2 separate regions of the Mus musculus genome follow, and region 2 is linked to region 1. The links are chromatin loops, found by intact Hi-C in ENCODE. Cell type or tissue: gastrocnemius. All regions are shown on one strand.

Region 1 (5,000 bases):
TTGGGGTTGGAGAGATGGCTCAGCAGTTGAGAGCCCTGGCTGCTCTTGCAGAGGACCAGAGTTCCATTTGCCATACCCACAAGGCGGCTCACAAGCATCCATGACTAGCTCCAGGGAATCTGAAGCCTTCTGACCTCTATGGGCATCAGGCACGCACTTGGTCCATCTGCTTGTAGGCAAGACACTCATACACATTAAATAATATAAATCTAAAAAAAATGTTGTTGTTGGTCCTATGAGCCTTATTCAGTAGTAGAAATTTTTATAATACCTGAAGGTAGCAGTCAGGATTCTTACTTCTTAGATTTTGGAGGACTCTTTAAAGTCCCAGCTACTAGAAAATGAGCCATCAAAGGTTCCTAGGTTGCTGAATTGAACAAGACACAGACATTTGAACATGTTAAATATTTTTTATTCACATTGTTTATAAACTATATCCACCTGAAAAACACACGAATCCAAAAATAGATTATTTTACAGTAATTCACATTTCTTTTTAAAAACAAGTTACTTTTGAGGTTAAATTCTAAACCTGGAGGTCTTCAGCCTGCATTGCTATTCAGTGCCGGTCACTAGACAGTCCCAACTCTGGGGAAGTTAGGGTTCAGGGCACTCCACCATGTTGCAGGTCATTAACACCTTGCATGCCAACGGCATGCAACGGCAGACAAGGAAATGTCAGTGCAGACTTTAACCCATGAACGTTGATTGATGTAAATTCACTGTCTTTACTTTTGTGAAGAGAATATGTTGGAAAGTTTGAGTATTCATCAGAAAAGAGAAGAGATCGATGCTGTGTTCGGCTATCGTGGCTTGTTAGGACGTTCTCTGCTTGGTAAAGGTTTAATGTCTTAGCCTCAGAGAGAATCAATAAATTCCGACCTCAGAGAGAATCAATAAACTGAACACGCTGACGGTTTGAATCATAGGCACAGCAGTGATTTAGAAATTAATGCACATGTCTGTTGATCAGGTCACTGTAGACCTGATGATAGCCACCAGTGAGGTGAAGGGGGTAACAATCTAGGTAGCAATTCCCAAGGTGACTAACTACAAGGATGTTAAGTTCAGAAGGATTGGCCGTGGATCAAGTGACTGTGGCTAAGTGGTTGGAAATGGTGATCTGGTTAAGAGACTTATTAGTAACTTAGGCTACATCCAATTAGGTCCCAGTTTAGTGGCTTAGCCACTAAAATTTTTTTAATTAAAAATTCTTCTATGGAATATAACTGTGATAATTTCAAATCTAAAGCAAGGAAGTCTTACATCACCCTTTCCTAAAAACTAACCACAGGCAAGCTGCCTCAGTCGACCGCTCAGAACCCCTGGAACGGGAGGATCGTGTGTCTTAATGGTGCAACGGGTCCTCTTGTGAAACAGCACCCATAACACTGGCTCCCTTAGCTCCAAACACTTCATTAAGGAGACAGTGTCACACCAAGTTGCCACAAGACCATCCCTTCCTCCCCCTTGGGATGAAGACGATTGCTTAAGGGCTGATGGCATCGCCCCAATAGACAACAACTGAATTCAAATGTAAGCTGAGACATGCAGAAATTTTATCAGTGTGTTTGTAGGTTTTGAAGAGGAGGAGGGGGAGGAAGAAGAGGAGGGGGAGGAGGGGGAGGAGGGGGAGGAGGGAGACTTTCAAATGTCTAGTTTGATCTGATTGTTTCCAACAACAGAAATCCATCAAATGAGCCTGGTGTCCGGTGTCCATCAGAGTTTCTCTTCCTGCCACCCGTGCGCGTTCTTTCCAAATTTGTACACTAACCTCCGGTCAACCCGCTCCAGAATTCCCGTTTTATAGTAGTATCTGTGAAAGCAAGCAAAGGAGAGAAATCCAGAGAAGGTTTGCACCACAAGAAAAACAACAGCATATATAAACACTCCTGGCTCTCTCAGGTGATAGCCCGGGCTCTACTTACCCTGGTATTTTCACACCCGTTATCAGCTTACACTTAAACCCTTCCTTCCCAGACACTTCACAGGCTGAACCTCTCTCTCCACAGTCAGTTGAGCGTGCGTTTGTGTGCTGGTGTGCACCACAGCTTGGGTTTAGGGTGATCCCCCCCAGGGAATGCTGCCAAGGCCAAAAAAGGATGGTGGGTCACTTTACCACCCATAATCCCATCTGAAACTAAGAAGAGGTTTAGCTCGTGACCCTTTCATATGAAGCGGGGGAGGGGAAGCTTTGAACAGAGTGTGGGTTTCCCCGGCCCCGCTATTTTATATAACTTGTCTTTGCAGGTTCACTGCGTCCGTTGCTGCCCACTTACCTCAGGGCTCGGCTCAGCTTCTCGTACGTCATCCTGTCATTCTTCTTCCTTTGTCCCCACATCTTTGCCAGGGCTTCTGACTTAACCACTCGGAAAATGCCCTGCTCCCTGTCTTCCCATTCCAGGATGCCACAGTTCTCTTCAGGGGACAGCAGCAAGTCTCTGACAAATTCCCACAGGTGAGAACTTTGGAGGCCTTTGGGGGAAGGAGCAGAATAAAGTGAGCCCCCACTTGAACTGTCTTTTGGGGTTTTGTTTGTTTTTGTTTTTGTTTTAAGAGAGATTGTGTCTCCTAGTAATATCCAGTGGAAGCAATACCCATAAAATTTCACTGGCATGATTGCCTAGTTATGAACAAAGAAGACACCAATGAACAGGCCAAATGACATGGGAAAGCCCACGAGGCCGCAGTGCTACACAAGGAACTACAGGCAACTGAGGAGTGCTGGGAGTGGAAGAGGTGCCCCAGGGAAGAGGACACCAACTGGCTTCCAGTACCAGGTGGTCAGGCCTGAAGACATACATACGAGTAACATTATATGGACTGAACAGGTTATATTTAGGAATATATATATGTATGTATATATATATATGTGTGTGTATGTATATATACACATATATATATACACACATATGTAAATGCAATGACTATTAATGAAAAAAGAAACCATGGATTTGAAGAAGAATGGGGAGGTGTATGTGGGAAGGTTTGGAGGGAGGAGCAGGAAGGGAGAAATGATGTAATTGTAATCTTAAAAGAATAAAAAGAAATGAGAGGTGTTAAAGAAATGAAAGGTGTTAAAAGACAGTGGGGTGGGAGGGAAGGATGTATATGTATATACATGTATATACATATTTATCTATATGTATGTATATAGAGAGGTAACTAATTAACCTGTAAGAACTGTTGCTGGGCTGGACAACTCTCACTTGGAGCACTCTGCATGGAGCCTTACCAAGCTGGGACAAGTCTGTTTTCTGATAACTACTGGTAAAATCCCCGTGCAGAGACACCAGATTTACCCAATTCCCTGCAGCTCCTCATGAACTCAGTCCTTGCTGATGAGCAGGAGGGTTGTGTGAAGATGTCTATGCTGCAGTTCACTTATCACGGGGAGCTGGCATTTTCTTGTGCCTTTAGGGCATGGATAAGAATGATCTGGGCCATGACTCCCTAATTTCCTGGCTCTGGGAATGCCAGACTCTATTTAGTTGCTGTAGGTGTCAAAGGTGCAATAAGGTACCTGCTCTACTGCCAATGGTTAAGTGGCTAGATTCTGCCCCGGGCAGATCTCAGCGCTGGGAAAGGCTCCTGGACCGCTCAACTCCCCACATTCCCATCCCTTTATCCTCTTCCCCTGGGTACTTCAAGGAGAAGGCCGCAGAATGGCTCAGGAAACAAAGCCCTCCTTCAGTAATAGAATATAGAACATTTCTTTAATTCGTAAAATTCCAAGTCCAAGTGAAAGTCATGATTTTGGTCACATGTATGGAAACAAACACCAGCCTCTCCACTGCCTCCCTGGGGAGGGGACAGGCCCCCCTCAAACGATTAGCTTCAAAGGTGAACTGCCTTAGGGAAGGGGAATGGTGTCTGGACCCTTACTTGTTCGGCTGTGACAGTCTTGACTCTTGATGCCACTTGTTTTCAAGCAACTGGAATCAGCATCTGAAACAAAAGGACCCGTGGCAGGGGAGGAGCCTCAAGCTGCACCCCAAAGAACGGAACTTAACTGCAGTCACTGTGAGAGGAGGCTCGTTAGGGTGGTTAGGAGATGGAGGGATGGGATGGAAGTGCTCAGTCCTGGGGCCTGTGCGTACAGGGATACATGAGAGGGGACACAGGCACAGTCCCTGCTCATGGAGCCAGGTGAACCCCAGATGAAACAGACAAATCACCTGTCGCTTCAAATGTGATCAATACATGACGCTGTAAAAAGAATGAGGTAAGGGGTGTCTTCTTTCTGAGGGTAGAGCTCACAGGAGGAGAGAGTTACATTACGAACCAGTGGAAGGAGGAGGAAGAGGGGAAGGAGGAGAAGGAGAGGAGGGAGAGGAGGAGAGAGGGGGAGAGTGGAAAGGGAGAGAAGGAAGAAGGGAAGGAAGGAGAAAGGAGGGGAGGGGAGTAGGAAGAGGAGGGGGAAGAGGAAGGGGAGGAGGAGGGGGAGGAGGAGGGAGAGCAGGTTTTAGGTGGAGGGGGCAGTGTCTATCATAGAGTGCCTAGGAAGCTTGCATACCCTGTGGCTGGAGAGAGCGGGAGGCACCACTACACCCATGTAAGTTGCAGACAGTGGTAGGTGATGTTTTTGGAGGCTGGGTGGTGGTTTGAGATTTTATATTAAAGTGAATTCTGCGATCCCCGTGCCCTGCCTTCTTTTGAGACAGGCTTTTAGATGGCTCGCACTGATCTTGAACTCACTGTAGTTTAGGACGACCTCGAACTCCCGACCCTCCTGCCTCCACCTCTTCACTAAGTGCTGGGAATACAGGCCTGGACTGGCTTTTCCAGTTTATGCTGGGGTGAAAGCCAAGGCTTCATTCATGTTACACAAACTACTTAACTGAGCTACATTTCTATCTCAGCAGCCCATCTTTTAAGAAGATCCCTCTTGTGACTGTGTGGAGAACAGATTGGAAGGGACCCAGCAAAAACAAGGAGATGAGACTTCATGCAGGAAGCGAGAGTTAACTCAGTATTGGAAGGGATTGCATATCATTGTG
Region 2 (5,000 bases), 290 kb before region 1:
ACAGTGCAGGAGGAGGTCTCCTTTCTGGGTTTCTCTACAGTTACATTTGAGTCATTACTAATCAGCATGGGGCAGCTGATTGTTTTTAATTGGCATCATCATGAAAGAGGCAGGCAAATGATTATTGATTATTCCTGTTTTGTTTTCCCTTTTGGTTATGAGGTCTGCTCATGTCTGTATTACTTGCATATTTGTCTTTTTCATGTTACCCTTTCACTTTAGATAAATAATTTAGGATATATTTCAGTCTAGTAATTTTTAATTAGCATTTGGAACTTCTCCCTAAAATTTAAAAAGTAAAATATCATTCAGCAAAGACCGATGAGTTATCACACTTGATCCCTCGGGTGTTTCATCTGAGGAGCTTGGTGTCCTGAAGTGCCTTCCTGACTGCTGGGTCTTCATCTTAGTGCTTCTGCCCTGAGACCCAGACTGGCTCCTCAGGACGACAGGCACAGCTTCCTTCACTCCTTAGATCTCATCGGGGACCCAGGTTTGGCCTGATTGCTAGTGTGGCTCCCATGTAGAAGTTGTTCCCATTTGGTGCCATGTACTTGGCTGTGTGCCAGGCTTGGCAGTGAGCAAGGTTCTTGCTTCAGAGCTCATACTGTATAGCAGTGGGTCTTAACCTGTGGGTCTCATACATGCAGATATCCTGCATATCAGATATTACATTACGATTCATAACAGTAGCAAAATTACAGTGTTATGGTTGGAGGTCACCACAACACGAGCAAGTGTATTACAAGCTCTCAGCATTAGAAAGGCTGAGAGCCCCTCTGCTTTTTAGGATGATTCAGATTCTGGGTGGAGGAAATTAGTTTCTTCCACTAAATCGGTTTAGTGGAAAGAGCTGTGCAGAGCAAAGAAAAAGGAAAGGAAGTCTAGAGGTGTGGGCACATCAGAATGATGCTTCCAGAGACACGGGTAAGGGGGTGAAAGATTGTAGAGCAAAGCCTCCAAGGAGCTGTGAAATGAGTCCCTGGGCAGAATGGTTAGCAGCTGCATAGGCTGAAGGCAGGAGTGTGGGTTGGGTTAGGGTTAGGAACCAGCAAGGAGGCCAGTAGGGCTAGCAGCAAGAAGGAGGTAGGCGTGGGGGATAGACATTACTAAATGCCACTAGGAGAGCTGGTGACAGTGGAAAGAAAGCTTTGTGTGCTTTTAGCACACTGTGGTAGCATCCCAAGCTTATAGAAGGCTCTCTAGCTGCCGAGCTCACTGCAGGCTGTGCTGTGATATGGCTTGAAGCAGGAAGAGTAACTGAAGCTGCTTGCTGTTATGATGGAGTTAGCTGGAACAGGAGAATATGGCTGTGAGCAGAATTAGAGGGCTGTGAGGAATGGCTTGACTGTTTTGAAGGTGTCACCAAAAGGAGGTACTAGAAAGTCAGGGTTGGGTGAGAAAATGGAGGGTATGTTTAACCCAGAGTTGGACAGTTAAACTCCGGTGGGGAGGCTAGTAGGTAGAACTGTTTTACATCAGCTTAACGTCTGAGATGTCTGTGTGTAAATGGATCTTATAGGAATCCTACCTAAGGGTATGACAAGTGTGTGTGTGGGGGGGTGGTCTACAGTGGAGATAGAAACTTGAGAGCTTTGAGGGTACTTTGGGTCTTGACAAAGCTGAGGAGCCGACCAAGGCATGAGAAACATAGGCACCAAGCAGGGCTTTCTGGCCTGTAGGAACTAATACCCTTTTTGTTATCCTCAACGTCAGCCTAACCTCTCCACGACTGGTGATAAGAGCCAACCCCATAGCCTTTCTGGACATTCGCATAATGTTATCTTTGTACAGGCCAAAGCTGTCTTGAAATTCATTGAGGGGATCTCGGAGAAGACTCTAAGGAGTACTGTAGCCCTCACCGCTGCCCGAGGAAGGGGCAAGTCTGCGGCCCTGGGCCTGGCTATCGCTGGAGCAGTGGCATTCGGGTAAGGGTTCCACATGGGAGTGTGCAGGATTTGAGTCAGGCACCTGGTGGAGTTGTCTCTGGTTCCTCATCAGGGCTGTCCACCATGTAACTTCTGTCAGGATCATGGGTATTTGTCTGGAAGCTGCAGCACTGCTCCCCTGGGCCACTAGGAGGCACTGTAGGCAGTACCAGAGCTCTTTTGTTTGCTTCTTAAGTTGAACAGACACAAATGCAAAGAAAACCTCTCATCGTGAGAGTGTCTGACTAGCTTTGGTGATTGCACAAATACAGGTGAAATACATTATGACCTTGGTTGGTGATGGGTCTTATTTGTTTTCAGTAAGGTATTATTTTCTGGCCTGTGTGTGCTTTGCCAACTCAGATGATGGACCTACAACTTTGTCCTCCCTGTGCCGTCTTCCCTGGTGATGCTTACAGAGTCTGTGGGCACTTTGTATGTGGATGAACCAAGGCCCAGGGGATTACCCAAGATCCTCCTGCAGGTTGCTGCTGGCAGAGATTTGGCCTTGGCCCCAGCACCACATAGCTCCATGACTTCATAATTTGGAAACCTCAGCCTAGCTAGTGATGAGTGTGAGGCTGCCCTTCCTGTCAGGATACTGGCTTGGCAGCTGTGTGTGGGTTCTGCATGTGGACAGCTATTCTTGTAGTATGCCTTGACACTGATGAAGTAGCCCTGGGTCAGGGCTTGCTACTAGCACACCGATAACCCATTTGTCTCAGTTTTGCAGAGGTGTGTACTCAGGTCTTGGTTGCTTTTCTCCTCTCCCAAAAAGTGTTCCTCCCTTACCCTGCTGTTGTCTCTGGTTATCATTTGTGTTGACAGAAGCAGCCAAAAATGATTCCTTAATTTTATTTGCTTCTTTAGAATGTTCTAAGTCTCTTAATTTCTAAACCACCTCCCCCATTTTTCTTTTGTTCTGCAGGTATTCCAATATTTTTGTTACCTCCCCAAGCCCGGATAACCTCCACACGCTGTTTGAATTTGTATTTAAAGGATTTGATGCTCTGCAGTATCAGGTAAGAAAGTCGTGTAGACTGTGTGCTTTAGTGCTAGAGTTCTGCCCAGTGGTCTGTGGAATGCTTGCTTTCTCAGTAGTGACTCTGAAACTTGTCATGGGTTTGACTCTTTCTTCACCAGGAGCATCTGGATTATGAGATTGTACAGTCGCTGAACCCCGAGTTTAATAAAGCGGTGATCAGGGTCAATGTGTTCCGAGAGCACAGACAGACTATTCAGGTGAGGCTCATCTCAGACCTGCTCTGCAGGCCAGCCAGGATCGCGCTGTGTGGACCTAGCTGTGTGGGGTTTGCCCATTTGTGTGATTGGTTTGCCCTGCCCAGCAGTGGTGTGTGAGAATGGTGGTGTGTTGCAGATTATCAGCACCAAGTGAGGATGGCATTCAGGTCAACTGTGGGGGAAGTGATGTCACTGGATTGAAAAGTTAAGTTTGTCTCTGACTGTGAAAGGAGTGGGATTGAGAGTGTGCCCAAGAGTGGGAAAGGTGGCTCTCATCAGTTGACGTTTGCTGAGTTACTGTGGGTTTTGAGACCTACATCTGCAGCTGGAACAATCACATCACCATTTCAAAGGAAAAGAGCTTTGCAGAATGTGCTGGGGCTCGTTGTGTTTTGCTGATGTCCTATTTCTCTTTTAAACAACATTTCCTGGAAAGCTCCACAGATCTCTGTAAGCCCAGTTTCTGAAGGCCTCAGTGTTGCTCAGTCTCTGTGAGGCTCATGCGACAGGATTGCAGAGGCACAAGGCTCACTGGCTCTTGCTGGACAGATTCATTGATTGCTTTTGACATTAGATTGGAATGGGAAGTGAGCGAGCCTAGTAAACTTGGCAGTTTATGATCCTTGAATCTTATGCCTGCAGTGGCACTGGGTGGCTCTGTCACGGCATACGAAGGCAGATGGTGACACCACCACTGTTTATGCCTTTCGCCTTTACCCTGGAGTCTCTGTTAGTTTTATTAGATACCCTCCCCCCCCCTTTAAAAATTCTGTGTGTGGGTATTTGACTGCATGTGTGTCTTTGTACCACATACATGTCTGTTGCCCTTTAAGAGCAGAAGAAGGCACGGGATCCCTGGAACTGGAGTTAGAAATAGTTGTGAGCCACCAGTGTGGATGCTCGAAGTGAACCTGGGTCCCATGGAGGAACAGTCAGTGCTCCTTACTGCTGAGCCATCTCTGAAGCCCCTGGGTCTTTTTCTAGTCTCCTCCTTCTGCCCTTTCAGCTCACTGCTGCCTGATTCTCTCAGCTGGGGACAGGGGGGACTGCAGCTAGTGTGGGGTGGGTCTTGGGGCTAGGGCAGGGTATTGGCTCTGAGAAAGTGTGTCCTTCTAGCCTGGAAATTGAGAAGAGTATTGAGTTAAAGCCAGCCTGCTTCCTGGTGGCTGCTTTCTGTAATTTTTTGAAATGCTTATTTAGTTAAGAATCAAGTTGTGGGGTCCCATGAAAGATTTGTGACCAGAAGCAAGTAAGGCAGATCTCCCCCCCCTCCCCCCCGCCCCGTCACCTCCAGATCAGCCCAGTCTTGCTTGCTTTCTTACTAACGCTTCAGACCCGTAGAAAAGCCCCGAGACCAGACTGTGCGTGGCCAGTGTTCCCGCTGGAACCAGCAGTACTGAGGCTGTGCTCTGGCTGTGTTTGTGCCTATGAGCAGGCATGCCATACTGCCCTCCAGCTGCCCGCCTTTCCAGTCTGCATCTGCTTGCCACATCTCTAGACTGAGGCTTGCAGGTCAGGTTGATGTACTTTCAAGTGTCAAATGAGGTGCTACAATTTGTGTTTGTTTTCTAGGACAAGTATAGAATTGCTGAGCTTTAGACCTAGCTGTGTAGCTGTCTAGTTTCCTGGGATTTCCCCAAATTCTCCTTTACAAAATTTGCTACCTTCATATCACTTTTTGGTTTGGGTTTTTAAGTCTCATTCATGCTGGGTACAGTGCAGTAAACTCCTGAGTTTTAGTTTTGTCTTCCAGTTCACTGTCCTCCTGTCTCAGCTCCCTAAGTGTACTGATTACAGGTATGAACCATCACAGCTGTTTTTGTTGCTGCT

The links. Hi-C counts contacts between places; a loop is a spot of excess contacts. Peaks named below come from ENCODE experiments on the same cell type or tissue, not always from the same donor. Only the 100,000 strongest peaks of a DNase experiment are listed, where the experiment ranks them.
Region 2: a loop joins it to region 1, with 2.4 times the contacts of the local background. A loop is called at or near these places in 12 of 42 quality-filtered maps.

Annotation. Positions count from the first base shown.
Region 1 is chr2:103,446,380-103,451,379 of GRCm38, reverse strand. It overlaps Elf5 (E74-like factor 5), which reads right to left. Exons shown (of 7, transcript NM_010125.3): 5 at 3,886-3,948; 6 at 2,280-2,475; 7 at 391-1,816. The coding sequence ends at 1,720. Among named protein-coding and RNA genes, the nearest start is that of Elf5, 25 kb to the right of the region's middle. In gastrocnemius, no CTCF peak of the experiment used is centred here; a DNase peak (open chromatin) is centred at 2,107.
Region 2 is chr2:103,741,214-103,746,213 of GRCm38, reverse strand. It overlaps Nat10 (N-acetyltransferase 10), which reads left to right. Exons shown (of 29, transcript NM_153126.3): 9 at 1,795-1,928; 10 at 2,857-2,950; 11 at 3,072-3,170. Among named protein-coding and RNA genes, the nearest start is that of Nat10, 18 kb to the left of the region's middle. In gastrocnemius, a CTCF peak has its summit at 2,073 (motif pointing right); DNase peaks (open chromatin) are centred at 547, 2,066 and 3,713.